3 separate regions of the Mus musculus genome follow, and regions 1 and 3 are each linked to region 2. The links are chromatin loops, found by intact Hi-C in ENCODE. Cell type or tissue: left cerebral cortex. All regions are shown on one strand.

The links. Hi-C counts contacts between places; a loop is a spot of excess contacts. Peaks named below come from ENCODE experiments on the same cell type or tissue, not always from the same donor. Only the 100,000 strongest peaks of a DNase experiment are listed, where the experiment ranks them.
Region 1: a loop joins it to region 2, with 2.3 times the contacts of the local background. A loop is called at or near these places in 4 of 42 quality-filtered maps.
Region 3: a loop joins it to region 2, with 2.4 times the contacts of the local background. A loop is called at or near these places in 4 of 42 quality-filtered maps.

What each region holds. Positions count from the first base shown.
Region 1 is chr8:78,439,702-78,447,701 of GRCm38, forward strand. No RefSeq gene overlaps it. Among named protein-coding and RNA genes, the nearest start is that of Pou4f2, 7.1 kb to the left of the region's middle. In left cerebral cortex, no CTCF peak of the experiment used is centred here; a DNase peak (open chromatin) is centred at 4,384.
Region 2 is chr8:78,057,857-78,065,856 of GRCm38, forward strand. No RefSeq gene overlaps it. Among named protein-coding and RNA genes, the nearest start is that of Gm6360, 11 kb to the right of the region's middle. In left cerebral cortex, CTCF peaks have their summits at 4,414 (motif pointing right) and 5,909 (motif pointing right); DNase peaks (open chromatin) are centred at 4,400 and 5,841; H3K4me3 peaks cover 866 bases.
Region 3 is chr8:78,429,984-78,437,983 of GRCm38, forward strand. It overlaps Pou4f2 (POU domain, class 4, transcription factor 2), which reads right to left and starts at 6,664. Exons shown (of 2, transcript NM_138944.3): 1 at 6,128-6,664; 2 at 3,026-5,695. The coding sequence starts at 6,421. The coding sequence ends at 4,754. In left cerebral cortex, no CTCF peak of the experiment used is centred here; DNase peaks (open chromatin) are centred at 4,537, 4,953, 6,333 and 7,498; H3K4me3 peaks cover 229 bases.

The DNA of each region.
Region 1 (8,000 bases), 380 kb after region 2:
GTATGTTGTCATCTGGGAGTATTGAGAAATGCATATCGTTAATATGAATTAATCTTGATTTTAATACCAACTGACAACTGATCTCAAAAATGCTAAACACTTGTCACCACTTTATATGGTAAATAAGATAGTATAATAAATTCATGAAATAGAGAGGATACTGTTGAACTGACTGGACAAACTTTGTTTAATATGAAATTTATTGACTAAACTATTCCTTTGAGCAAGAAAACTTCCATGAAACATTTTTTCTGATGATTGGATTCCATACATCATTAAGTTAGCCTTAAATAACTGTTCAGCTCTGAAATATATTTTTAGTGATATCTCTAATTCCAGACAAAAAAAGAAACATCACTGTTAACTAATTACCAAGTGAAGGTGAATGTGTGACTGGCAAGAAATTGTTCCCTGCCTCTTGGAAACGGTCCCCTTGTCTCCTTCCTTCTAGAAAGCTGGTGCATTTTTAAGAGTCAAGTCAGAGTTTCACTTCTTCTCCTACTCCAAGTGAAAAATGAACAGCAGTGATTGTGTTGCATTAGAGCAAAGATGCAGTTCTTCCTTCATCGGCAAGACTTGGAGTCTTGCAATCTCTCCCTTTAGGAGTGTTCAGAATACCAACATCCTCGTGGTCATATCAATAAAACCCATTTCAGTCTTGCCCACAGGCTTTGCTGGAAAGTACTTCAGCATCTGTAGGATGTGGAAGCTGAACTGGGAAAAAGAATCCACCACCACCACCACCCACACACACATACACACACACCCTCCTTAGCATGGGAATTTAAGCTGCTGGAAAGTTGGCAAGAAAAAAAAAGTGGAAGTAAATTGGACCCAGATTACAAACTTGTTTAAGATGACCTCAATATACAGTTGTCTGTAAACCCTCCCACCCCAAACTCAATGAATCTGACACACACCTACTTAGGCAAATTGAAGGGGGGGTATCAAGTATATCAACTGTGTGATTAGAGCAGGGGTTTCCCTCTTTCTCCCCACCTGCCTCTTTGTTTGACAGTAGCTTCTGTTCCATCCGCTGCCAGATGCAGACAGATGTGAAGTGCATCCCTCCAGGCGAAGAGGGTCCCTGCAGTTCAAGCCCACCCCCTACCCAGAAATCGACTGATGCCCGAAGCCATCCCAAGGGGACAAACCACTGTCTCCTCTTTTCTGGGTCTTAATTTACTATTAAAATTTTAAGTAGTGCATTCATATTTTACTGGACTTAATGTGTTTTATTAAAATTTAATTTATTAAGGGCAGTGTGATTTCTTTGTATTTCAAACAGAATTGAAATGCACTACAAGAAAGATTTCTCAAAAGACAAATCTGTACTATTCAGTGCGCCGTACTCGAGTTAAATGAGCATGGACAAGAGAAGGATGGTTTCTAAAGTCCCTTTTTTTCCATATTATTAAATGCAACTTGCTTCAGATTCTGCAGGAGGACGAGCCCCACCCCCACCCTCACCCCCACCCCCAAATACTTCACTGGACACTGACTTAAGATGTGGGGGGAATGATAAAACTCCTGAGCCTTGGCTGTACCTAGAAAGAAAAAGAAAAGGGAAAAAGAAAAGGAAAAGGAAAAAAAAAAAAAAAAAGGAGGGAAAGAGCTCAGAAACTGAGAGTTCTTGGGATTCCCAAGGATCTGTGAATTCGCCAGGAAAGGACACTCCAGGTACTCACAATCTCCTCCATTCCCCCACCTTCTGAGTCCACTGGGCAAAGAAGGTCAAAATTATATGGCTAGCACAGAGAGCTCACGTGGTAGGAGACCTGCGCCTCGGCCAAATGTAAGGTTTATATACCAGGCAGGAGAGGAGTAGGAGCTGAGCGTGGGAGAGCTTTCAAAAAAAGCTCTCTGGTAATGGGAGGAGGGTAGCCAGCACCCCTGGCTCCCAGGGGTTCCTACTGTTGCCGCTAGTGAGTTCGCTGCGGCTAAGAGTGGCCAGGAGGGATGATAGCTGATTGGATCCTCTGACAAGACCTGATACCGGAAGCAAGGAGCCAGCAGAGAGGACTGAAGTCCCCCCTCTCCCTCACAACTGCAGAGAGCCGAGTGCGAATCCACACATCTCTGAATGACAGAGAGAGAGAGAGAGAGAGAGAGAGAGAGAGAGAGAGAGAGAGAGAGAGAGAAAGAGAGAGAGCTCTTCCCTCCTCTCTCAGAAACCTTAAGGGCAGAAGCCAAGTTTTTCTTCCTAGCCTCCTGCAGGCTCCCCTGTGTTTACCCTCCAGGTAAACTATTTTTCCTCCCAGGGAATGTCCACAGTCCAGTCAGTGTATTTGCCTCTGTTCAAAGTGAAGTCCAGTCACGAAGTCTAACGGAAAGTATTGGAACAATCAATGAGGACTTCTGCAGTCATTCTGCAGTCATTGGCGCCTTGTGCTTCTTGGAACAAAAATAAATGTAAGAAATCGAAACTTAATTACTTGAAAGAAATCCAGAAATCCCTTTGCATAATTTATCCGGTCATTTTTAGTAGCTTTTGTGTTCAGTTCACTGTATGTTAACTATGTACTTTTGGAGACATAGCTGCTTGCTTACAAGTAAGGTTCCTTGAGGCTTACTGCTCTCCTCTACCTCAGACCTTTCATTCTGCCAGTCCTCTTGGCTCAGGCCAGTCCTGACCAGTCACTGGCCATTTCTTCTCAGATTGCAATCTTCAGGCTAAGTGTTATATAGAATAAAGCAAAATTTAGAATCTCATCCATTCTCTCTTCTTTGTCTTTTTGTTCACTGGGCCTATTATACCTGAATTTGTGTGGGATGTTTAACGCTAGATCTGATACCAGGTCCCATGGTAAATAACAGGCCCTGGACAGCTTCTCCAAGGGGATGAAGTGTCATCAAAAGCCATTCTGCTGGTGATGAAAAATTGATTAAATGGTGGATTTTTTTTCTTCTCTCAAAGGAAAGCTTTCCCCCATACATTTCTGAGTGTCATTATTTTCCTAATTTCCAAATACTAAGTATTTATTCTGATTAAATTACTCAGCCGGCCTTTAGTCAGACCACTAAACTTATGTGCCAGTTTTCTCCCTCTAATTTTTTTCAAACTTACCCTTTTCTCCTCACTTAGCTTCTAGTTAAGTGAAAAATCTTTGCACATGTAAAATGTTAAAAGACCTTTCACCCAGGGCTCCAAATAAAAATAGATGTCCCTGCGTTCACCTTTGAGACTGTGGCTAAGAGCCTAAAGCTTTTGTGCATGCCATGCCTCTGACACTGGACACCATTGGGAATTTAACAATTTGATCATGACTAATGCTGTGGCCAGTGGATGTGTATTGGCAGACAGTACCTGAATCTGTTAGCATGGCCAGGGTGGCTGGATGGAGGCAGGCTCTTCCAGAGACACCTCCCAGACAGCTGAAGTAATGTTATGAAACAATGAAAGCCACACTGGGGAGCAGCTTGGGACCTGAAGTACATATGCTTTAACTTACATTAACAGAAATGTAATGTAAAAGGGAAAGGATCTAACAAAACCATTAATAATTAAAAAATAATTACAGATGGCCTATCCTTACTATTCATAACCACTCAACGCTTTAGACAAAGGAAACGCAGTCCTCTTAACGGCTGAGAGATGTGAGCAGCCTGCCAATGAGAAGTCAGCTTAAGGCTGCTTGTCAAAGGACTCAGTTCTCCTCGTGCCCTCAATGCTACCTACATCCTCTTTAATACTCTCAGACCTTCCTCTTGCATCAGTCTATGCACTGAGTGCTCACATTTGTGCAACAGACTTCTTTTGAGCAGCATCAACTGAGCAGCACAGTCCTGTGTCACAGGGCACATACCTACAGGTGTCTGGAAGATTGCACGGCTGTGTAACAGACTTTGGTTGGAAGGCCACCTCACCCCTCGTTCAAGGATCTCACAAAAACCAGGGCCCTTTAAAAGCAGTGGTTTCTTCCCTGTGCCTGTCCTGACCTTTTATGTACAGAATCTGTAAGTGCCTCACCATGCATTCTCCCCCGTGTATGCATTCCCTGTATCACACTTGTGTTAGTCCCAGCATGGTCTTCTTTTTTCCATCTGCCAAGTCTTTAGAGTGGTATTCTTCACTAAATCAGGTTGTAAACGTTTAATCATGCACCAGACCTTTCGCAAAGGTGTTGGCAACAAGACACGGTGATTCTGATTTTTTTTTTCCGCTGTGTATTCTTTTTTATTTTTCTAGAGAGACGCATGGGACTGCCCCCGGAGCTCTGTTGATGTTCCAGGCACTGGGAGGAATCAAAGCCACCTGGCAGAAAGCAAACTTCACTGCCTCTTCCCAGAGATAAAGGGAAAACTTACAAAAGGAGAGATTTGCAGACATCCAACAGGACTTGAATAAAGTCATGACTGCGACATCTGCTGGGAAGCCACCAGGAAGTGGAGGACTACAGCCCACGTCAAATCTCATGCATGTAGAGGATGTGAAGTCTCCTTCCTTCCTTCCCCATCCCCAGATGGCTTAGAAACAAAACAGCATACATTTTGTAGGAAACAGAAAACACCTAAGAAGAAATGCTAATGGGATGGCTGCAAAGATTATAAATACTTCTCAGCTATATAAATATGGAGTGAGTGAATAAAACATGTTCAATTCCTTATAGGCATTCTCTCTCTCTCTCTCTCTCTCTCTCTCTCTCTCTCTCTCTCCCTCCCTCCCTCCCTCCCTCCCTCCCTCCCACTCTTCATGTGCTGGACCTTGTTTCTGCAATGACAAGCTCACCTTTAAACATTTACCTTTTCCTTTTTAATATTTTTGCATTTTTATACATTAGTTATTGTGTGTGTGCAGACACATATGCACCTGCCTTTGTGTGTGTGTGAGAAGGTTGGCAGACAACTTTCAGCTGTTGATTCTCTCCTATCATGTGGGTCTTAGGAAGTGAACTCTGCTCCTCAGGCTTGGTGACAAGCACCTTTGCTGGCTGAATCATCTTGCCAGGCCACTCTTTTCTTTCGATATGTTATGTATGGCTCATGATTTCCCTGTAAATCTCATCCATGTAAGTGTATAGAACAAACAAATTATATTTGTATGCCCCCAAAATGTTAATGTTTCCCTCTTCCTTTCTCTCTGTCACAGATGTTCATGTGCAGATTCTCAAGGTGGGTTTAGCTGCATGGCGGCCAAGAGAAGCTGTAGGTTGGTATCTGGATTGATTTGCGTGATAGGAATCTAAAGTGTGGATTTACCTTAGCACCCTGACAAGCATGCAGCACGTAAAAGCATGGCAGATGCTCATCCTCAAAGTGCTAATATGATATAATTTGTGATGCCTTGGGCCCACTAAAGTCCTTTCTATGTCAAAGTCAAGGTTACACTCATTTGATGTATTTCTACCCTGCTACACTACTGATCTTCTTGGCTACCATTTATATATCTAATCTAAACCACACAAGCAGTCACTGTTACAATGTCTCTTTGAGACACCTTAATTGCTTTGATCCTGTATCTTCCATGTTTCTCCACTTTTGTCAAGTAATTACTGATTTTGCTAGGCAGTGTAAGAGTATTAGGTTACTTTCATTCACAACTGTGACCTGCGATATACATTATATTACATAGTATATATTATATATTACATATTGCATATTATATATTATTCTGTATTCTATAGCCTATAGTCTATAGTACATATAATTCTATATTCTATGTTCCATATTCAATATTCTATATATTACATATTATGTATTATATAATATATTATTCATGTATAATAAAGACAGCAGCTTTACATTTACCACCCACACCACACTGTTGGTGTGACTTTCTTTGTCTGTTATGTTTCTAAGACTTACAGCTGTGGCTAGAGATAGGCATGTGAGCTCACTTCTTGCCAGTGGCTATAAGTCTAAGAGGAGTGTCAATTCTCTGGAGCCAATGGTTGTAGGCTTCTGAAATAATATATTCCTGAATCTGGATCTGGAATTACAAATGGTTGTGAGACTCTTTGTGGTCGCTGGCAACCACACCAGGAACCTCTGGAAGAGGTCCACTTATCCACTGAGTCATCTCACTAGCCCTCTTTGTCTATTCTTAACACAATCATTTCTTAACCTCTGCCAAGATCATTTAGATCCTTAAGTTCCTTCTGATGGTGCTATCTCGTAGGGTACCAATAACCCTTTAAGTTATGAATTTTGTGGCATTTTCCCCCAAAGTTAGAATTTTCTGGCATATCAGCCAATTCTTGACTCAAATTATATTCTGACTCTGTGAAGGAAGACAGGTGTCAGTGTTGCGTCTTCTTTTTCAGAGTTATCAAGTAGATTAGATGGCATGTTGCATGCAAAGGGTTTAGTCGATCTCTTTGTATGTACTAAGCATGTAATGAGAGTTACTAGACAATACCCACAGCAACAACAGCCTCTGCAGACTGAAAGCTAACAGTCTCTTAGTCTTGAAACAGATTGTCATGCAGCTCAGCCTCTGATCTCTAAAGGAGAGTCAGGCCACCCTCAGCAGACCATGCCTTAAGCCAGGTTTCATCTCTTCTCCCAGGTCTCCCACTTGCTCTTGTCCATCAAACAAGGCCAGCTCCCCAGTGACATGTCTCCTCCAGGCTGCTGTAGACAAAGTAAGAACTTAGACATCATTTATTCATTGACTCAAAGATGTATTCATAGAATGAGGGGCTAATTGTTACTGGTTAAGTGCTTTATCTTGCTCAAGGGGACCTGAATTTGCGGTTTCCCTACAAGTTTCACATCATTTCTAATTTATTCCTTAAAAAAAAAAGAAGGAAAGAAAAAAACCCGAGTATCTAAAACTGAGTGCGCTGTCTTACAGTTTCTATCAGGAGAGAAGTTATCTCTTTTTCTTCCTTTTTCTGCTACTTTCTTGCTTCCTGAAAGGTAGTTATTGTACAATGATAGCTATCTGTCTGTCTGTCTATACACTGTTTTCTTTTTCCTTGATGGTTTGCTTCACCAATATTACAAAGCCTTAAGATCCTTGAAGATGGAATCTGTGTTTAACATCTCCTTGTGAACTAAATGGGCCTCCACTAGGCCCTGGGTAGGGAAGGTATCTGATATGTAGTTGAAGGCTGACTGAATGGTAGCTCTGATAAAGGACATGAATGCCAAGCCTTAACATCACTCTAAAGCTTGCTCTCTTCTGAATAGTTTTTAATTCTTGACCCAAATTATGGAGTTAGATGATAGATGGGGAGAAAAGTCCTCGCATCAAAGAAAACCACAAGGAAAAGTCTTTATTATATAAAGTATTCTTGAAAAACAACATAAAGAGAGATCTAATAGAAAAGCCCAACAAAGAACTTGATAGGTATTTACAGGTTGGTAGAGACAAAGTCTGGATAAAACAAGCACTAATTAAAACACTGATGTACCACTTTACAAACAGTCTCTTTATAAAACTGAGAAGGCAGACCACATCAATGGTTATTAGGGGTATGATAGACAAACCATAAAATAATATCAGTACGCTCATAAGTCAATGCTATGGTCGTTGCAACACCAAGCTGACAAAACCAAGCTGACAGTCCTCAGTAGAAATGATTGTGAAAGTCCATTTCACTGCTAGTTTGCGTATGTTTCAGGTCAGTCTTGCTTTAAATGGAAAAGAGGTATAGGCAGCAGGCAGAAGCAATGACCCAAGAAAATACAGAATGGTCTTAAAAAGCTGAGCACTGTAATACACACAAAACACACCAATACACATATACACAAAACATTTGGGTATGTCTAAAAAAGTTATGTATATGTAACATAGAAGCCTCAAGAATATGTTCACCTCCTTAGAGGCTCCTTACTACCATAACAAAATAATCTAGACCAGATAATTTATAAAGAACAGAAGGTTTTTCTCAAGGTTCAAGGAGCTGGAAGTCCAAAATCTCGTGCTGACATGTGAGCACTTTGGCCTGTCTGGTTTGAGGATAGAGCCTTGTTGCTCTCTGGAGGGCGAGAACACTGTCCTGGCATGGAAGAGGAGGAGTGACCTCACCACCCACAGCCTCCCTCAGATTCCC
Region 2 (8,000 bases):
GCATTGTACCATGGTTGCCCTGTCCCCTGGGGCTTTGTGTAGTCACCTTCTCCTGGATCCACACCCTTGTGGCCCTTCTTCAAAACTTCGTGTGCTCCCCATCCTGAATACTGGCTGTCTGCACACAAGAACGTATCTTAATCTGCATAGTGGCTCATTGGCTGTCATTTATCTTCCCCATCTCTACAGCATCCAGAAAATGCCTGCGGGTGATGGATCCTCAGAAAGCGTCCGTGCAAACGTGTACAGCTTTATAACCTTCCAAAAGCCCAAAGAACTTATGCTTTTCTTTCTGCTTCAGAATTCTGAAAAGAGAGGAATAAAGCTTACGCGATAGGACTTTAACACAAGCTTACATCTTCATCCGCACAGCACGAAGTGGCTTTACTTCCCTGGACTGTTTTGGGAATTCTCAAAGTTCCTCCTCTCCCTGTAGAGCTTTGGTTCTCAACCTTCCTAATGATGCACTCCTGTTAATACAATTCCTCGTGCTGTGGTGAACCCCCAACCATAAAATTATTTTGTTGATATGACATAATTATAATTTTGCTTCTGATTTGAATTGTAATGTACATACTTAACATGCAGGATATCTGATGGCGACCCACAGGTTGAGAACTAGAGGGGCTGGTGTCTGGGTTTTGGTCTGGGCCATGGGATCACCCAGTGTTCTTGATGGTAAGATTTTACTAGTGTGGAGTTTGCAGTACAATCCAACATCTGCTGAGTCCTGCATTGAGTCCCACCCTTCCCCCTGGTTATCCGCAAGGCATGCTTTCAACCTGTATTCGAGGTGCTCATAGCCTGGAGCAGCTACCGATTTCCTTTTCCTGCAGCTTCAGGCTACTTGAAAAATCTCCTGTGCCCATATCTTCAAGGCTTTTCCCCACTTTCTCCTCTATAAGTATCAGTGTCTCTGGTTTTATGTGGAGTTCCTTGATTCACTTACACTTGACCTTAGTACAAGGAGATAAGAATGGATCAATTTGCATTCTTCTACGTGATAACTGCTCATTTTGCCAGCACCATTTGTTGAAAATGCTGTCTTTTTTCCACTAGATGGTTTTAGCTCCCTTGTCAAAGATCAAGTGACCATAGGTGTGTGGGTTCATTTCTGGGTCTTCAGTTCTATTCCATTTTTGAATATACCTGTTTGTCACTGTACCAGTACCATGCAGTTTTTATCACAATTGCTCTGTAGTACAGCTTTAGGTCAGGCATGGTGATTCCACCAGAGGTTCTTTTATTGTTGAGAAGAGTTTTTGCATTATTCCACATGAATTTGCAAATTGCCCTTTCTAATTCATTGAAGAATTGAGTTGGAATTTTGATGGGGATTGCATTGAATTTGTAGATTGCTTTTGGCAAGATAGCCATTTTTACCATATTGATCCTGCCAATCCATGAGCATGGAAGATATGGGCACAGGGGAAATTTTCCTGAACAGAACAGCAATGGTTTGTGCTGTAAGATCAAGAATTGACAAATAGGACCTCATAAAATTGCAAAGCTTCTGTAAGGCAAAGGATACTCTCAATAAGGCAAAAAGGCCACCAACAGATTGGGAAAGGATCTTTACCTATCCTAAATCAGATAGGGGGCTAATATACTATATATATATATATATATATATATAAAGAACTCAAGAAGATGGACTCCAGAAAATAAAAAAAAACCTATTAAAAATGGGGTACAGAGCTAAACAAAGAATTCTCAAGTGAGGAATACCGAATGGCTGAGAAGCACCTGAAAAAATGTTCAGCATCCTTAATCATCAGGGAAATGCAAATCAAAACAATCCCGAGATTCCATATCACACCAGTCAGAATGGCTAAGATCAAAAATTCAGGTGATAGCAGATGCTGGCGTGGATGTGGAGAAAGAGGAACACTCCTTCATTGTTGGTGGGATTGCAAGCTTGTACAACCACTCTGGAAATCAGTCTGGCGGTTCCTCAGAAAATTAGACATAGTACTACTGGCAGATCCAGCAATTCCTCTCCTGTGCATAGACCTAGAAGATGTTCCAACTTGTAATAAGGACACATGCTCCACTATGTTCATAGCAGCCTTATTTATATTTGCCAGAAGCTGGAAAGAACCCAGATGTCCCTCAACAAAGGAATGGATACTGAAAATGTGGTACATTTACACAATGGAGTACTACTCAGCTCCTAAAAACAATGAATTCATGAAATTCTTAGGCAAATGGATGCATCTGGAGGATATCATCCTGAGTGAGGTAACCCAAACACAAAAGAACACACATGATATGTATTCACTGATAAGTGGATAGTAGCCCAGAAACTTAGAATATCCAAGATACAATTTACAAAACACATGAAATTCAAGAAGAAGGAAGACCAAAGTGTGGACACTTTGCTCCTTCTTAGACTAGGGAACAAAATACCCATGGAAGGAGTTACAGAGACAAAGTTTGGAGCTGAGACAGAAGGAAAGACCATCCATCCCATATATAACCGCCAAACCCAGACACTATTGCATATGCCAGAAAGTTTTTGCTGACAGGATCCTGAAATAGCTCTCTCTTGTTAGACTATACCAATGCCTGGCAAATACAAAAGTGGATGCTCATAGTCATCTATAGGATGGAACACAGGGCCCCTAATGAAGGAGCTAAAGAAAGTACCCAAGGAGCTAAAGGTGTCTGCAACCCTATAGGAGGAACAACAATATGAATTAACCAGAAACCCCCAGAGCTGTGTCTCTAGTTGCATATGTAGCAAAGGATGACCTAGTTGGCCATCAACGGGAGGAGAGGCCCTTGGCATTGCGAAGATCATATGCCCCAGTACAGGGGAATTCCAGGGCCAGGAAGTGGGAGTGGGTAGGTTGGGGAGTAGGGCGGGGGGAGGGTATAGGGGGCTTTGAGAATAGCATTTGAAATGTAAATGGAGAAAATATCTAATAAAAATGCCTTAAAAAACTTATGTACCCTTAAACAAGAAGCCAAGTGATTTATTTCAAAATATTCTTTTTTCTTTTTATTAAACTAATAAAATTTATTTTAAAATTAAAAAAAAAAAACGAAAGAAAATTCTCTAAGCACCTTGCCTTGGTCGGGGCTTCCCATCCCCTCATGCAGTCCACGCAGTTTTTCTCTGGAACTGCATAGCAAGCACAGATTGTCCATATCAATCAAGATGGAAATCATGCATAAAATGCCTTTTGTTGTATTGCGTCCCACTGGACCGGCAAGAAAGACGCAACAAACCGGAATCTTCCGTGGCAAAAGCTTTATTGCTTACTTCTTCAGGAAGACCCCAAACCGGGAAAATGGCGCTGCTTTTATAACCCGCAGCGTGACGTTTCAGCACCTGATATGGCGTGACAGCTCCTGATTCGTTGCTCGCCCATCACCCCCCTATTACACCCCGAGAATGGGAGTGACTAGGAGTGAGTTCACTCTCGCACCTGCGTACAAGGCTTGTTTACTAGTTAGGCACAGCGGAGGCCAGCGCCATCTTATAATGGCGATTGCTCGCGGCACGGCTCTCCACAGCAATTACTGGCGGCACACATGCAATTGCTCGCAGCAAGGCTCTCCACATTGTTGGGAAAATGTTTCTTTTCCCTGTAAGTGAAAAGAATAAGGAATAAGAATATCATCAATAGCAACTCTAACCCCTCTGCCGAGCCCTGGGACCTCTATGTTTGTCCCACCTGCCCTGCCCTCAAAGACTTTGTGTTAAGAGTAAAAAATGCATTATTTTATTGTTTTCTGAAAAGTAATGTTATACCTTTTTAAAATATAATGCCCCCAAACCTGTCTATTAATGGCAAGGTCCAAAATAAGACAGGCTTATGAACTATCTGACTTGAGATTATTTACCCCAAGACAAATATTGAAAACAGCTAATGTTAGCAGGTAGCATGTCTTCATTTCCTTTCTTTCTGATCACCTTGGATAAGTATATACATGAGGTGACTCCTATTTGAGTGATAGGTGATTCTGTATATCAGAGACTAGCTGCTCAATCTAAGAAGGTCTTTAGACAAGAAACGGTATGGCCCTTTGGCAGATCAGAGAGGAGTCTGGGCTTTGAGTTTCCATTACAGAGGATGCAAGCAGCCTAATTGGCTGCAGGGAGCCAGAGGGTGTGGCACTCTTTGAAGGTTGGCTAGTATGGTTGATGGCTTCGGAGCCTGAAACCCTGGACACAACTCTCAATGGTATTCTAGAGTCAGATGAGATTCATCCTTCCTATTAGGTGGCCACTGCTGCAGAGTCAGATAAGAATCTGCTGCGGCGTTGTGGGAGTCTTGGAACTGTATGGTGTAGTCTTTCGATTTTCTGTCCATAATTGAAGTCCTTACTGAAATTTGCTTATATTATTTCCTGAGATTTCTCCTTCAACTTGAACTGTCTGATTCAAGCTTATTTCAGAATGGGCACTAGATGGCAGTATTGTTCTTTTATGTGACAGCTTTTATAGTACAATTAGGATGGATTTCTTTTTTGAAAATCAATTTTTAAAAACAAGAATTAGTCATTTAAAGACATCACTCTAAAGTAGAAATGAGATAGAGCATATTTGTTTATTGCTCTGCAATTTGTTAGTTATGTGATGCCTTAAACAGCGCTGCACTTCCCTCGTCCTTCGAGCTGACATCTGTATCTTTCTTGGCGCTGCCCAGCTCCTCTGGGCTGTGTGACTACAGAAAACTTCCCAGATGTTGGGGGATCTTTGCTCTCAGTTCACTTTACCAACTCCTCTGTAACATCTGGAGCAGTGATTTCCAAAGTGAAAGGGCCCTGTTAAAGAAATAAAATGTTTCAAGGGCTTTTCAGAAATTTAGTCTCAGTTAGCTGTGGACCAGAAATGTGGATTTTAATAGCATCTCCATGCACTTCTGAACTTCAACAAGGTTGGAAGTGGCTCAAGTGCCTTTAATTTCCCCAGCAATGGAATCACCAAAGCTACAGGGACTTAAACTCAATTTAAAATCTCCATATACTGTGTGTGTGTATCTCTCTCTCTCTCTCTCTCTCTCTCTCTGTGTGTGTGTGTGTGTGTGTGTGTGTGTGTGTAGACATGGAAGAGGGAGAAAATGAATCATGCCTAGAAGTAGCCAAATAGCTCGAGTCACTGTAAAAATTAAATTGAGATATTCTTTCTTCCATATGTCCAAACAAGTACCTTCAGGGTGGAATTGAGGTAGTGAGAGAGCTTGTACCCCAAGACACTGCCTGCCTTATATCTCCTGTGGCACAAGACAATGAGGACTGGTAGATTTAGGTGTCACTTAAAAAGTTATGGTTATGTTTTGGAATTTCTGAAAGACAACTTTTCCTTGCCTCTCCCTGCCCCTCCCCCATCTCTTGTGTTCGATATGATTTGCCTTGAAATTCAGTTGCCTCCACGCGTTTCTTTATCCAATAATGCCTAACTTTTCTTAGAATAGATCACGAAGCTATTGTGAAACGAGTATTTCCAAATAACACCATTCTTTCCAAGGTTTTCTGTACAGGGCCTCACCACAGCAAATCGAAGAAGGGCGTTTTCTTGAATGGGTCACAGAGATGCTACATTAACGCTGAGGAAACATGTCCTTCAACAGGAAAAAGAACACCAGAATACGTTCTTAGGGCCTAGTTTATAAAAACCACTTCTTATCTTTAAGACTGTGGCGAAAATAGAGAAGAAAACCCTGCATGCTTTCAAGGGTGTTGCTGTTGGCTTTGGAGTCAGACCCACAGTGGGGAGGGTGAGTCGCGGCGGCTGCTTGCTTTTCTTTTTGTAATTGAAGCCCATGTTTCCCACTCCTTTGTATTCCAGCCATGCTCCTTGGCTACTGGGCAAGAACCAGCGGAATCTTTTGAGAAGGTTTAGTTTGGAGGGAGCCCATTCCACTCCGCAGAGGAGCGCTCCCTCCCAGCCTGGCCAGCAGAGGGACCTGCGGCTCCGTTTAGAGGTCTGGGGTCAGGCGTGCCGAATCGACGTCTCCAAATAAGCGTTTGTTTTCTCAGCATTTTATTCTTTGTTTCTCAGCTTTTAAAAATGCAAGAGAATTATCTGCAGGCACATATTCAGATTTAGATCAAAAAGTGGACCAATGAGGCAGCACTCTCTGGTGAGAGCTAAACCTTGCCTCTTCCCTCCTGAAAAGGTGTCAGCGATTTTGATTAGCCCGGATCACTGACACGGCCAATCAGCCCCGTTTTAATTTTTAAAAGACACCCGAGATGTGTTTTGCAGCACCTTTCGCCTGTGCAAACTGAAAAATTAAAATAAGATAAAATTTAAAACTACTTTAAAAGGAGAGGGGATGTTCAGGAAGGGTGCCGGGAGGTCCTCCGAATTTAGAAGACTCTTGAGTTTTAAATACCACAAACCCTGTCCTGGTTTTCGAATGTTTACCTTTCTGCAAAGCTGGCCCACAGAGTACCTTCTCGCTTCAAAAGAAAATCCTGGCACCTGGAAGATCGGCCTGACAGTGAGCATTAAAATGGCTTGTTTAATGAGCAGTGTGACTGAACCACGCAAGGAACGCTGGGGACTCTCTCCCCCGTGTTTACAGTTTGTTATGCCGTGTGCTTCCAGTGTCCCTTATTTTGACAAGCTATCCAAAAGTTTGGAATGAGGATGGGCATTTTTTTATTTTTATTTTTATTTTTCAAAACCTGATTGCTAAAAAAGCAAAGGTGCGTCTGCTTACCGGCTCGCGTGGAGCAGGAGCTGCGCCATTAAGGGAGAAAACTTGGCAGGAGAAGAGCACAGGAGACTGGAGAAGCCTGTGTATTACTGATGAGCATGGCCATGGTAAATAAATGCATATGCTCTGAGAGCGTCGGGCCAGCCGCCATGTTGTAAGGACATTTCCTACCTTGTAGGTAATCTCCGTTCTTGGGTCTGGAGGCTCTGGTCTTCCGCGTTTAAGTGCTTGTCACTTTTTCTGTTCCTTCCTCCTGCTCTCGGTGGCCAACACGCACCTTTGTTTCTGCACAGAATTGTCGGAATCTGGAAGATTGTTTTCTCTAGACGTCTTACTTAAGTTTCCCTTCATAAATATAATTACTGTTCTTTCTATAAAAATGGGGGGGGGGAGGCACACTTTATTTTTTGCTAGGACCAAAATGTAGATTCTTTTCTGTATATGTTTGTCATATTTTTTTTTTAATTAAAGTATGGACTTGCTTCTCACTAAGTTCAATTTTCTGTTCCCAATGATTTTTAAGTATGCCATTATCCCATAATTATGGAGTGATTAGCTGAAAATAAGATGATTTGAAATCATTAGTATTTCATTAAAGGAAACTCCAGATATAATTTTTTTTTTATTTTTTATTTTTCGAGACAGGGTTTCTCTGTATAGCCCTGGCTGTCCTGGAACTCACTTTGTAGACCAGGCTGTCCTCACACTCAGAAATCCGCCTGCCTCTGCCTCCCAAGTGCTGGGATTAAAGGCGTGTGCCACCACACCCGGCTCTCCAGATATAATTTTAAAATTCATTCATGAAATATAGTATAAACCCAAGCTGAAGAATTCTAACTTTTGTGGCTATCTAGTAGACAGTGAAATTGCCTCTCCTACAAATAGGTTTTTATCATCTCCTGCTTGATAGAATCAGATGCATTGGTTTACAGAGTTTGGGCCATACTGCAAATGCCTGACTAGGAGTAAGGCTGTTCCCTCCACAGATGCACAGGCAAGGGCCTGTCTCTTCCACAGATGAGCACACGAGGAGAGGGCTGATTCTATTGAGGTGTTACACTGTAGCTATCAAAGAGCAACTCTGTTTTCTCTAGACTAGGTCCTGTGTTTAGGTTCTAGATTTGCATTTGCACTGTAGCAAAGGAGGGGAGAGAGGATGGATACTGTGAGACTTTTAGAAGTTTCCAAGGTTGTGACACACTTGGTGGATTTAGTAATAGTTGGTGAAAGATCAGTTGCTTGAGCAGATAAACTCAAATAGGTCCAGAAGTACCACTGTGCAAGCAGACACTTTTAGCACAAAATAAGGTGTGTGAGGGTGCA
Region 3 (8,000 bases), 370 kb after region 2:
TACGACATACTATTACTTCTTTTTACTTTAAATGTTATTTTCTTATTGATTTGCTTCATTTTGTTTTGAAGCAGGGTTTCCTGGAATTCACTAACTAGCCCAGGATGGCCACAAGCTTGCAGCAACACTTCTGCCTCAGCTCTGCCCATGTGCAGAGATTATAAGTGCAAGTCACCATGCCTGTTATTCATTTACAAATGTATTTTATATCATATAGGAGAGAACTTTCTAAATTTTAATTACTTTATTCAAATCCTCATGTCTTTATTATTTTTCCTTAAGCAATATGTTGGTGAAATGGGTAACTTCCAATAGCGACTATATTCTTCCTGGACAGTATAATTCTGTATGATAGAGAGTTCTTAAATATCAATGAGTGTACGTGTGATATGTTGTTTTGAGTTCTACTTTTTTGCCATAGGATCTCACTAGGCAACCTAAGATGGCCTTGAACTCTCCATATACCCCAGACAGGTTTTGAACTCTTGATTTTCCACCTTAGTCTCCTGAGTGCTATAATTACAGGGTGCACCACCATGCCCATCTTAGTGATTTATTTCTCATTTTAATGTGGATTTATGTTGTTATATACACAAAATGATCAAATCATTTGCTTTTACAGAAGTTAACAAAAAGAAACTAGACAGTTCTGAAACATAAAATTTAGGATCACTAAGTGAGCTGCTAAGTCAATCCATAATATATCTCTTTGCAGTAAGATAGCAATTGTGGCCTGAAGGGAAAATACAAAATTAGTCATGAATGCTGATGGTTTTGATTGATATGGCAAAGATTTCAGACATATTCTGCTGTGTTTTCGTGAGTACACTGAAAATCAATACCAAATTAATATTTCTCAAGAATTTGCTTAATTTGGTCTATTCTTACCTTTGAATCCTTCATTAAGCCCAACTTTCTTCTCTCCAAATCTTTGGCTTTGTGTATATCTGCAACTCTTGTTAATAAAAGTTTTCAGAATGTATTTGCTTTTGTAAAAAATTCTAGTGTTTTCATAAAACACACATTTAGCAGTCTCTTAATAGTGAATGGACAAATGAGCTGACAGTCTGATACAGATTTTAAAATTCAGGAATATAAGAACTTGGTAAATTAAAGGGAAGTAAGGGACTTCAGTCTTAACTATTGGAATAAAAAGTTCTCCAATTCATAAGAATTTTGGCCATGCAAGCATACGTGACTTATACTTCAAAATGAACCAAGAATAAACATCTATTTTATCTCTGTTAAAAAAATATTTCTCAGTTTACTGCTTTTGTGTGATTATACTGAGAGATGACTTATCTGTTGTACGAAGACACTAGCACACTAATCAATCTTATGGCATCTAATTCTTTTTTTGGTGAGCAAATCTTCATTACTTAAAACCCACACGAGAAGACGAAAATTATTTCTTATGGAAACCTTATCAGAAAGTGTGATATGCTACATATTCAACTTATTCCTCTCATTATCTCTGGTCTGAAAGGGGGGGGGGTAATAAATAAATAAAAATGAGTGAAAAGTTCTTTAGCTAGTTAGCTGTTGTAGCGCTCCCTGCTCAGCCGCATGGTTACTGGCCATGGTGCTGAAATTGCTTCCCAGACAACTGAGATTAGAGCTGTCTTAAAAAAAAGAGAGTTCCAGGAAACCTGAAACCTAGGATGGGGACAGAAATGGAAGGCAGAACTTTTTGCCCTCCTACACACAGGAATGAACCAAACCACCAATGTCACTGTGCTTATGCCAGTGTTTTCTTCCAAACCTATGAAGTGCATCTCATTCAATCTAAATGGACACTTGGATCTTGTTTTTGAGGCATGTACTTTGTTTCAGTTGTAGAAGAAATGGTCTCTCCACGCCTGTGCCATCCAACTTCTATAACTATTTTTGTTCTGCCTGGAAACCGTAATCAGTTTTCCTGCAGTATTTAATCCCAAATTGGGCCAGTGTAACAATTGTCATATATTTGTGGGCTGTTTTCTTAGCGTCTTCCAAATATAGAGATGTCTCATGACAGTTTCATATGGGGAAGGCCAATATAATTAAGAAGAGTTACCCTCAGAGAGTGTGTTTAGGACAGGTCAGTACCTGCTTTTTTTCTTCTTGTTTAATTATATGTTAATATAATGGTCTCATGCCAATTAATTCCATGAACTATGATTGGTGTAAAAATACAAATCATAGCCTTACTAGAAAAAGAAACGTTGAAAGCCCAATACATTGCCCAACAATTGTGAAGGACCCGAAAATTATTATAATGGGAGAGGAATTGTCTTAAAGTCGGATTAGAAAAAGAAGTGGCTGTGCCAAATGGGCAGAATCCCATGGCCACATGAATGTTTAATAGACTTCCTCCAGATCCTGTGCCAGACAAAGTCACAAAAAGGGGCAAAATTTTGTTCCTTTTAACAACCCAGGATTTTCCTCAGCCACATCCTGTCTATTGCAATAATATTAATTTTCTTAAAGGTTATGGGGAATAGAAAAAGACAGAGACAGAGGGACACCAAGACAGAGACTTTATTCATCTGCCAGAACCCCAGGTTGATTTCCAGGACAGGCTAAAGAACTGAGAAGATGGGGGCTGCACTCTGCTCCTGGCTCACCAAGTCCTGCCCCCACAGTTGCCACACCCAGACTCCCACAGCTACTGAAATGTGGGCTGGGTCCCTTTCTTCCTTTGCCCCATAGGAGATGGGAAGGAGTGGCTGAAATAGTTTCCATCTGACCTTGGCTTTGTAAGATTCTCTTTACAGAATTATTTCAAGTCTGGAGAAAGGACTCCAGAGGAGCTATATGGAGCCAGACACCATGATTTCATCTAAGCTAAAAAGCAAAGCGCCCTGTGAGATGAGCCCTGGCCATTAACGTGATATTATAAATCCTCTTGTTCTTTTATCCTTTCCCAGGGAGTTGCCTCTTACAAAGTCCAAGCCGTGTTTTAATAGCGGCCACTCTCTGTGTTCCTGTCTTTTAAAAGAATCAGCACCAAAATAATTCCCACATAAATGATTAAAAACTGCATCACGTTTTAAAAGTCATTTAATATTAATAGCATATTTTAATGAAAAAAGCAGCATACTTTGCCAGTAAAACATTAAAATCATCTCTTCAATGAAAGACAATGAAACAACACTCAAAATAACTTAATACATTACTATAGTAAATAACCCATTAACAAAAACAAGAAACGAGGTCATATACAGAACTCAGAACTTTGGAGAGCCTCAAATGGATCAGCAATTACAGCAAATTCTGTAAGAATATATTCATATGTGCATCATTTTGAATGAAATATTTACAATAGATAAGGTACCAGTCACTTTGTACCTATTTGTGTGTGTGCTCCAAAAGGATTCTACCAAACACTGTGAATTTACAAGCAGTGCACTGTCTTTCTTATAGTTCCAAATTTTTCCCCCTACAAACAAACCTCCTAAAAGGAAAAAATGAAGGACCCCTATAAAGGTCAAAATGTAGCAACAAAGCAATCGAAAACTGGGAGATGGAAATACCTTGGTGAAATCTTAGAATCCAGCAGAGTAAGCACCAAGTGGAGACTGCACCTAAGGCTGGGAAAGTATACACTGCTCATCGTTGGTACCTCCAGCTGCTTCTTCTCTTCTGTTAGAGATGTGTATGTGTGTTTGTGTGTAGGCATGTAAGGTGAGTGAGAGAGCACGTGTGCCGCGGGGACAATATGGGAATCCCCATTAAATATGTAAGGAAGTAAACAAGACTTCGGACAGTGAATCTGGTCTACACGGTTAAGACATCAATTATAAAGTGTCAGCTCACAAATTAGATCACTACCAGTCAAAAACAAAGGGAAGAAACAATCTTCATTCAAAGTGAGAATATACAACTAGGCCAAAGCGAACACAGTCTAAGTGGGAAGCTGTAAAAATCCAGGACCAAAAAGAAAAAAAGAAAAATGTTTTGAGCATCACTAGCTATACGTATCCGCCGGTTTTATTTTTCAGACTAAAGAAGTTTAATTAATTAGGATGTGCACAAAATTAAGTTGCCAGAGAGATAAATTAATAATTTACAGAGGGTTGTACGGCAATAATCTAATAATAGCTGTCAAGATCAGTGAACACAGCAGGCGCAACTCCTTCCATAAGTGTTAACACTTCAGAGAAGGAAGAAAGCGATAAGAACCACAGTAAAAATATATATATAATATACAGTGTAAATGCAGAAAATCTGCCATCTTTTTTTAATTCAAAATACTTTAGAGATGTCTCTATCATATCACATTAAGCATCAACTCTAGCTTCGAGTTTCAGTCCTGAATCAATTTCTATTTCTGAAAAATAGCTGCAAAGTGTACTTTTAAACATGAACAAGGTGACGTCTGTAAGAACAAAAACAAATCTTACTTGCTCATTCTTGCAGGGTTTTCAAAAGCTTGTCCCTCTACCTTCCTGTTGACAGTCAGCTCCTCGCTTTCTCTGATGAAGCCGAGCAGCCCAGGTGCAGTTAAAGGGGACAGCTCTGCTACAACTTGACAAATTCCTTTTCGTGTTGTGTTGTTTGTGGTTTTGGTTTTTCTTCACTGCGAAACCGGTTCACAATCTCTCTGATTTGGGCTCAGCTGCTTGCTTCTTTGCTCCTGGCTTGGTCTGGGTTCACATTTACCGGAATTGTTTTCTGATAGCCAAAGTAGAAAGGAAAGAGGCAGAAGAGACAAGAAGGGGGTTAGAAAAAAAGAGGGCGAAGGGAAAGGGCCATCCCTGGAGAAGGGTCCCTAAATGCCGGCAGAGTATTTCATTCTCTTCTGTTTCTGCCTCTGGTTGCAGAACCAGACGCGCACCACATTTTTCTTGAGATCCAGCTTTTCGGCGATGGCCGCGATCTTCTCCGAGGAGGGCCTTGGCTGGATGGCGAAGTAGGCTTCCAGAGAGCGCTTCTCCGGCGCCGCGATGGACGTGCGCTTGCGCTTCTTCTCCGCGCCATTGAAGAGCTCCGGCTTAGTGAGCTTCTCGCGGTGGGATTTCTCAGCTTCCTCCAGCCACGCCTGCAGGATGGGCTTGAGCGCGATCATGTTGTTGTGTGACAGCGTGAGAGACTCAAACCTGCAGATGGTGCTCTGGCTGAGCGAGCCCACGCCCGGGATCTTGAGGTTGGCCAGCGCCGAGCCCACATCTGCCTGGGTCACTCCCAGCTTGATGCGTCGCTGCTTGAAACGCTCGGCGAACGCCTCCAGGTCCCGCGGGTCTGCATCCACGTCGCTCATGCAGCCCATGTGCGAGGGCAGCCCATGTGCGTGGGCCATGCTCAGGGCTGCTTGGTGCATGGGGTTCATGGTGGCCATGTGTGGTGCGTGAGCCGGAGTGGACACCACCGTGCCGTCGGGGCCCGCCATAGCTCCCAGGGCCAGCCCGGGGCTTAGGTGCTCAAGCAGCTCGCCCTCCAGCGCCTGGTGCGGCTGGTGATGGTGGTGATGGTGGTGGTGGTGGTGGTGATGGGTGCCAGCCAGAGCGGACGGGTGCGAGATGGGCACAGAAGAAGAGGAGGCTGCCGACGTGCACGGGATGGTGTTCATGGTGTGGTAAGTGGCGTCCGGCTTGAAGGGGCTGTGGTGGGGCGGATGGTGGTGGTGGCTCTTACTCTGGGAGACGATGTCCACGGCGGCCAGAGCCTCGGCACGGGCCAGCAGACTCTCATCCAGCCCGCCGAATATATTGCTCTGCAATTGTAAGTAGAAGGCACACATTACGCTCAGCAGGGAATTGTGAGCGCTCTCTCCGGAAGCCCCCGGCCCAGGGCTCGCCACCGCCACCGTGCCTACAGCATTCCCAGAACGTTAAAATAATAATAATGACAGTGATCCTGAAACTCGGCAGCGAGAAGAGAGGGGAAGCCTGCGCGAGAAGCCAATGTGCAGGGGGAGGAAAAGTGAGCCACAGACAACACAACACAACACAACACAACACGCGCACAGGCAGCATCCCAGGTCATAAAAATTAATATGAAAGGCAAGACCCGTTGAATACTTAAGAGAGGGGGGATTGGTTGGAGGTGTGGGGTGATTTGCTGTGCAGACATGAAAAAAACATCAAGCAGATAAAGGAGGCTGTCAAAATGTGCCTTTAAGCGGTGATTATGCAGACATACGCACCGGTGGGGTTGGAAGACAAGCTCTCCGCATCGCCTCCGAGCCCCCGCCGCCGCCGCTGCCGCCGCTGCCACTGCTGCTGGAACTGCTGCTCCGGCCGCCGCCGCCTCCGCCTCCGCCGCCACCGCCGCCGCCGCCAGCGTTGCTGGAGCTGCTAGGGGAACTGGCCGAGGGCGCCGCGGGCGCAGAGGAGCCCGGGGAGGCACTGTGTAGCGCCGAGTACTTGGGCTCCACGTGCAGGCTGCCTGCGTGAGGCATGCTGAACGCCTGCTTGCTGTTCAGGGACATCATCATCATCTTTCCTTGCGCGGCGCGCTCGTCGCTGGCGCACTCCGGTCCCAGCTACCCGACCCTCCGGAGAAGTACCCGGCCGGAGCAGCAGAGGGAACAACACTGCAAAGTTGTGCTCAGCCGCCACTGCTTCCAGGCCCGGTTCTCCCAGTGTGGCCGCTAGCTCCGCTCCTGTGTCTCCCGCTAGGTCTGCCCGAGAGGTTGCCCTGCTCCGGGTGGCTCTGGCTTCAGACCTCAGCACCCCAAAGTGCCCCAGCTCATCGAGGCGGTGGAGTTATAGTCCCCTCTTCCCGCGCCTGACCCCCGCCCGCCCTCCCCCTCCTTCCCTCCCCCGCCCTCTCCTGCCAGGACGCACTGCTCTGGGTGGGTTTCTCCCCGCCCTGGCTCCCCGCAGGCTCCGGTCCTTTCAGTTCTCCCTGCACCCGCCCCTCTCTCTCTGCCACGGGACCCGCAGCCTTCCCTGCCCCGGCAGGCGCTCTGCTGTTACCACTCCTACGCCGCGCCTGCAACTCCTGATTCTAATCGCGCCCCAGCTCAACCCCACCCAACTAGCCAGGTCGGTGCTTCGGGCCACCCCCACCCGGCAGTGCCAGTCACCTAAATGACAGTCTCCAGATCTTCCCGCCTCCCTCGGGAAAAAAAAAAAAAAAACTCCCCCTAAAAGTTGCGTTCCAAGCCAATCTTGGAAGCGACTAGCCCTGAACTGTGAGGTGCACCTTACCTGGCCACCTGCTCTCCTGCCCTCTGCTTACCACTAAGTTTCAGGGGCCCTCCCCTCCCGTCAGCTCCAGTGACCCTGATTCCCCTGGATGAGGATCTAGACGCTGCGGCGACCCGGGTCCTCTGCTCTGCTCTGAGCTCCCGCCTTGATGCGTGCTGAGGTCAGCCCCGGGCTTTGCATCCCACCGCCCGGCGGGTGCCTAGTGCAGAAAGACGTGGGTCTGCCCGGCTGCAGGGCTTCCTCTCCCTCGATTTCCCTCAGCTCTCAGCGGATTGGACAGCCACACAGCCCGTTAGTGTCCTCTATGCGCATGCGACTCCCCCCTTTATGAGCATATCACCCTCTAACACATGTACAGATTCCTCTCCTCCCACCCCCTTCTCTTTTTCCACCTCCTCCCTATGTCCAGTACAGGGTGAGCTGGGACTTGGGAGGATCTCCTGGCAAACCCTGACTCTGGGATGTATTATTCTTCATTAGCTACAATCAAAGGGAAAGGAGCAACTGACAGGACGAGAAGGGCCAGAAATACAGAGCGCATGTGCTGCCGAATGCCACTAACACCGTGTACACGTACACACACACACACTCACTCACTCACTCAAACGCGCGTGCACACACACTCACACAAACACACACACTCAGACTGGCGTAAGTCCCACTTATCTTCATTTCTACAGTCACTGTGTGCAGAGACTATTTTTTGCTTACACTTTGCTCCCACTTTTGTGCTAGTGCAAACCACTTTCCTGGAAGTGAACACACATTCTGAGTTCCAGTTCAAAAGCAGACAGTGTGGCCCACTCCCCAGCCCCAACCCCCCCAAACACAACCTATTTCCTCTCCTTCCCATCCTTCCCCTCC